Linked DNA regions of Homo sapiens: region 2 is linked to region 1. A link is a loop called in an ENCODE intact Hi-C map of the cell type or tissue named here. Cell type or tissue: Caco-2. All regions are shown on one strand. Links, peaks and the distances in the headings refer to the core of each region. The heading gives the core; the rest is flanking DNA. Region 1 has its middle 30 kb from the start of TRC-GCA2-1. Region 2 has its middle 22 kb from the start of SPRY1.

The links. Peaks named below come from ENCODE experiments on the same cell type or tissue, not always from the same donor. Only the 100,000 strongest peaks of a DNase experiment are listed, where the experiment ranks them.
Region 2: a loop joins it to region 1, with 4 times the contacts of the local background. A loop is called at or near these places in 6 of 110 quality-filtered maps.

Annotation. Positions count from the first base shown.
Region 1 is chr4:123,477,707-123,480,631 of GRCh38, forward strand. No RefSeq gene overlaps it. Among named protein-coding and RNA genes, the nearest start is that of TRC-GCA2-1, 30 kb to the right of the region's middle. In Caco-2, for the core only: no CTCF peak of the experiment used is centred there; DNase peaks (open chromatin) are centred at 1,265 and 2,385.
Region 2 is chr4:123,417,062-123,419,986 of GRCh38, forward strand. No RefSeq gene overlaps it. Among named protein-coding and RNA genes, the nearest start is that of SPRY1, 22 kb to the left of the region's middle. RefSeq lists an enhancer at 1,246-1,803. In Caco-2, for the core only: no CTCF peak of the experiment used is centred there; a DNase peak (open chromatin) is centred at 1,580.

The sequences.
Region 1 (2,925 bases), core at 229-2,728:
ACACATACACACACTCCCTATTTTTATAAAATGCTGCCCTAGGGCACAATTAGCCACTAGTTGGAAAACTCATTCATCCAGCTGCACTAGATACTAGATGTGGCTGGAAGATGAATGACAACAGTATGTGAGTACAGCCTAGGAAAAAAGAAGGTCCAAATTCCCAGAAAAACAACTCCCAGAAAGGCAGCATCTGTACTGACTTACAAAAATAGAAAAGTGGGGAAACCTTGTGGTTTAGAAGCAGAGACATTACATCCTGTGACGTGAAGAAGTGGTGGCTGACGTCCTTGTGAACAATGGCCACAGATGCCAGGCCACAGAGAGAACACTGCATGAGGGAAAAACCGTGTGTCACCAGCTGTGAGACGTGCACAGGAAGGAAGCATGGGGCCAACAACAGCCCGGCCTCTGAGGCTGCTGTGAGGAGTAAAGGATTTGATCAATGCAGGATGCATAAAGTGGCGTCTGCACATAGGGAGCGCTCGGTACAGGTTGTTATTACTGTTGGTATTCTCTTCATGTGGACCATTCTCTCAGACACACAAGACAGAAACAGTAGCCTTTTTGAAGGAGGAGGTAAGGATTAGATTAACAAGCCCTCCATTTATGGTGGAGGTGCCTGCTCCATTAATCCAATCAACTCAACCTTTAAATAACACTTGTGCAAATATATCCTGGATGACACTTGTGAGGGAAATGTGGTAATCTTTCTGGACTTTTACAACACAAAAAATTGGAATGCGTTTTATCACACCAAAGCAAGCTGGAAAGGGTAATTTGGATTTCACTTGTGGCATGCTCCATAGTCATTTTCTGTAAACGAAGATCCAATTTTTAGGGTGGGGGCAAATATACAAGGTCCAATGATTTGAAAAGATGTTTTATTATTTTTTTCTCCATGCCTTCCATCTTTTCAGCCCAATGGGAATTTCTTCCCTTGAACAGTTCTAAAGAATCACAGCATTAGAGATAGGAATTATTAGGTTATTTAAGCTATCTTTCTGCTGATGAGGAGCTATTCCTGTAGTACAATTTATAATGCTTTTCTGAGTGTGGCTTTGAACAATGTGACTTTTATCAGATGAACCGTGGTGGAGATGGAGCCCTCTGTTTGTGTTTAGAACAGGTCTAGCCTAGGGAGGAACGAGGAAGACCTCTCAAAGGCTCACCTCCGCACAGCAGGCCTGATCGGCTGGCTGGAACTCAGAAGGGCAAAAGGGGAGTGAGGCTCCACTTTGATGTGGTTCGCTTGCAGCCCCGTTGCTGTACTGTGGTGTGCATATGTTGGGGGCAGGGCAAGGGTAATAAATACCAGGGACACTTTTGCAATGCGTGCCTGTCAGCTGAGTGCTGGACAAACATTTTTACCACTGGCTATTTCCCTGAGGCTTCTGACAGTTTGTGCAACTTGTGTAAGACATTCCTGAAAGAGAGGAGCATTTGTTCAACTTATATAACTTCTTTTTACATCATAAGACTAAAGCAGTCCTTCCGGGCTCATGTCCTGTTGAATGTGATCCAACTGAAACTTCTTTCCTCTGCATACTCAGAAACCTGACTACCTGTGTAAATTCCTCCTGATAGCATAGCTTTCTGTTTGCCCTCAGTCCTTCTCTGGCCCTCTCAGACACCCAGGTTCATAATGACATTCCTTCTTCCTCTTGTAATTCTATTGAATTGTTAACAAAAAAAAAAAAAAAAGGAGTAATAGCTGTGATCGATTTCTACAATGTGTTCTTAAATTGTGTGTGTGTGTGTGTAAAATGTGTATATTTTTGCACTTGATCTTAGCCAAAAGGCTGAGAAATGACCAAAGGTCTGTATTTTTGAATTACTATATAGGAGCATAGGAACTGCTGTGTGATTCTGGAATTGTAACAGAGGAGTAGCTAATGGAGTTTTGAGGGATATTATGATGTGCATATAGCTGGGGAAACTGGGTGCTCAGGAGTATGAACCTTCATTCACTCACTTCCTGCTCCCAGTAGGAGATTAAGAAGGCATGTGCAACTTCTTATATTTGGTATAGCTTTTGTTTCCTGCCAATCTTTTTTTTTCTTTTTGACAAAAATGCTGATTGGTTTTGCCTTGATTTATTTGTATTTAGAGGTTTTCAAAATGAGTTGGTTTAAGGCATTACGATTGAATACAAGTTAATCGATAATCACGATTGTACACCAGTTCTTCCTAATACATTTTATCCTGTGGCCCTGTAAAATTTCCAATCGACCAAAGCAAGCTTGGTTGGTAAGGGAATGACTTACACAGGATCTTTTTCATTTAGGGGTTTGCAACTTACAGTGCACCTTCACATAGGTCTTCTCATTTGACTTGCGCAATAGCCCATGAGTAAACAGCACAAGTGTTATTAGATTCAGCTGACAGAAGAGGCCACCACAAGGGCTCAGAGAGGTGAAGGGGTTTGGTCTAAGTCACAGCTAGTAAGTGGCATAGCAAGTCTACTTTCCTGCAAAAAGCATTTATTGCTTAATCATGCTAGTGTCTATTATTGTGGTTGGTTTTTGTGTTTGTTTGTTTTGCTTTCGGGGACAGGGTCTTGCTCTGTTGCCCAGGCTGGAATGCAGTGGTACAAATATGGCTCATTGCAGTCTTGATCTCCCCAGCTTAAGCAATCCACCTGCCTCAGCCTCCCAAGTAGTTGGGACTAAAGGCGTGTGCCACCACGCCCAGCTAATTTATTTTTTATTTTTTAATTATTTTATTATTTATTTATTTATTTATTTATTTTTGAGATGGTGTCTTGCTCTTGTTGCCCAGGCTGGAGTACAATGGCTCAATCTCTGCTCACTGCAACCTCTGCCTCCCAGGTTTAAGTGATTCTCTTGCCTCAGTCTTTGAAGTAGCTGGGATTACAGGCGCCTGCCACCACGCCTGGCTAATTTTTTGTATTTTTAGTAGAGA
Region 2 (2,925 bases), core at 177-2,676, 61 kb before region 1:
AAAGCCCATATTTGGCTTCTGTTTTTCTGGCCAGAGGGCCATTCACTGCATTAATAAAATATATATTCTGACATGATGTGTCTCCTGCCTAAAGTCATTTTTGTCTAGCAAATACTAGTAAATAGAATTCTAAAAAAGATATGTAATTATCTGCTGCAGAGAATTTCAGTAATATCATTGATCATGTTAAGGTTTCCAGGGGAGACTAATTTTAAGAATTGTGGCAGTAAAACCTCTGGCACTAGAGGAGACAGATGTTCAAGGCTGTGGAATTGGCTCACCTCTCACGGGATATAATAATGCATCCTTTCTATAACATCCCAAATAGATAGGCCTGACATGGAAATGCCTGGAATCAACTCCTCCTTCATTTTACTAATGTATTTTTAGTTATTGATAATGCAAACCACTTGGTCTTCTCTGTTAAGCGTCCAAAGTATCCTTAAGAGTAATTAAAAAAGTAAAAAAAAAAAAAATGCCAGGGCCCTTCCCAGCTTCTTAGATGCTAATGCTCTTTCTCCTGGATACTAAACTATTGTTTACTCTTCTTGCTGAACTTGGCATAGGCATGAAACCCCTCAAAACATTCTTTTTTTTCATATGTACTATGGCTGTAAATACTTTTGAATGGTCTTGGGGATAGATCTATAATATTATGGAATCTATCACTCAAAGCACTATTATTAGTAAATACAGTAATATCTCAGATTGTATATTGCACACATTTTCTGTAAGTACCTAGGTTATAACATATTGGGCTTTTGACATACTTACGAGTGAAAGAGGGGCCAAGTTATTAGCCTAGTTTTGCAGATAAAATCTAACACAGGGAGGATTATGATTTTCACATTTATTGATAAAGTTAGGACTAGAACCTAAACTCCCTGATTCTGTTAGTTCATTCTGCTCTCACTATGTAAGATCAAGCAGATGGGCCAAACCAGCTGAAGCATCAGGGTTTGGCTCATGACTTTTGCTGTGATGGAATATCCAGTTGAAAAAAACAATCCTTATTTTCATACTTGAATGTTATAGGAAGCTCATTTTAAATTGCTCTGTTCCATATGAAAGATAATCTGGCCAATTTCTTAACTGTATTCAACTCCTATGCTTTAGAAACAACGTTGTTGTGTTTACAGGGAATGTTTAAAGCCCAAATACACAAAAGTAAATTTAAATCCCCTTACATTTTTATTATTTCAGTACTCTAGTTTATTATAACTCAGCTATCTATAGTGAACAGTTGACCTCTTATTATCTCCTCCAACCCCATCCCTGCTGACATCATTAAACAGGAAGGATTCTAATTATGTAGTCTCATTTTGGAGAAAATTGGGAAGACTACGTAGAAATCTAAACGATGTGTGTTACTCTCAGAGCTAGGAAACTAGAGCCAGGTCTCATGGCACTCTAATTAAAAACTTTTATTTCTGCAGATTTATTCTGTGGTCCTTACTGAACAGATCTGCCTTGGGTTTCTGCTGGTGAGTTTTTCAGCAGGAATGCAGGCTTTGTTTCTTTGAATAGTTGAGTGCAGATTAGTGGTATGCCAATTTCCTGTGGCCTTTCAGAGCTGCAATTTGAGCCCTGTTTGCTCCTGGCCCTTGCACAATTGAAAACAATGGGTGACTTCTTTTAGGTTTCACTTCAGGGCTCTTAGAAACAGGGGAAGTGGCTAAAGCCCTACTTTACAGGTAATTAACAATAGATAATGTTTGCTCTGCATTTTTTAGAGCCGATAAAAGGTAGAAGAACATATTCAGCTCCTGATTTAGACACTGTGCAGTGGTTTTATGGATACAATAGCTGTCTTAGCATTAGCAAGGTGGCATGGAGTATCATATATATCTGACAGCACAAAAGTTTTAAAAAGCAGAAGAAAAAAGAGTATTATTAAAACACTGAAGAGTAACCAAGAAAGCACTCCCTGGAAGATGCTAGAGAAACAGCGTCATTTTAAGCCATGCATTTTGACTCAGGCTGTAAATCTATATGTTTTATGAGGTGAACAATTTTCATAACTTGTTGACATTTATTCAAGGTCTTTTTGTGTTTTACACATAATTCAACTCTAGAATTCTCCTGTTTGTTAAAATAGCTTCAGCTTAAAAAGGCTTTATTTCCCATTACATTTAATCATTAGCCACAAATATTCTTATGAAATGGTTTTAGGGACTGGGCACTGTGGTTCATGCCTGTAATCCCAGCACTTTGGGAGGCCAAGGCGGGTGGATCACCTGAGGTCTGGAGTTCGAGACCAGCCTGGCCAACATGGTGAAACCCCATCTCTACTAAAAATACAAAAATTAGCTGGGCGTGGTGGCGGGCACCTGTAATCCCAGCTACTTGGGAGGTTGAGACAGGAGAATCTCTTGAGCCAGCGGGGCAGAGGTTGCAGTGAGCCGAGATCACGCCATTGCACTCCAGCCTGGCAACAAAAGTGCCTGGGCAACAAGAGTGAAACTCCAACTCAAATTAAAAAAAAAAAGATTTCAGGTGCTTAACGTGTAGAAAACAATGTTTTATTGCCCTTTTATTGTGTCTTGGGTAGTGATAGGGTGTTTACCTTAATACTTGGAATAAATATTTTTAGACCACTCTTCTCTGTGAAACATATTGTGTCCACCTGTGACAAGGTAGGTGTGTAGGAGTACTGATTGATTGATTCATTAAATCCTCAACAGTTACCAAGCACCTACTCTGCCCCACATCCTGGCCCCAGCACTAGAGGTGGAAGGATGATGGAGACCTTGTCCTTAAGGAGATTATGGCAATCGCTTTCCCACATTCTTTGGAAAAAATGAGTAATCTCAATTTTAATACATCTACAATTGAAATGTGTAGGCAGCACTCTTGATAAAAACGTTAAGGACTAGGCTGGGCGCAGTGGCTCACGCCACTGCACTTTGGGAAGCCGAGGCAGGC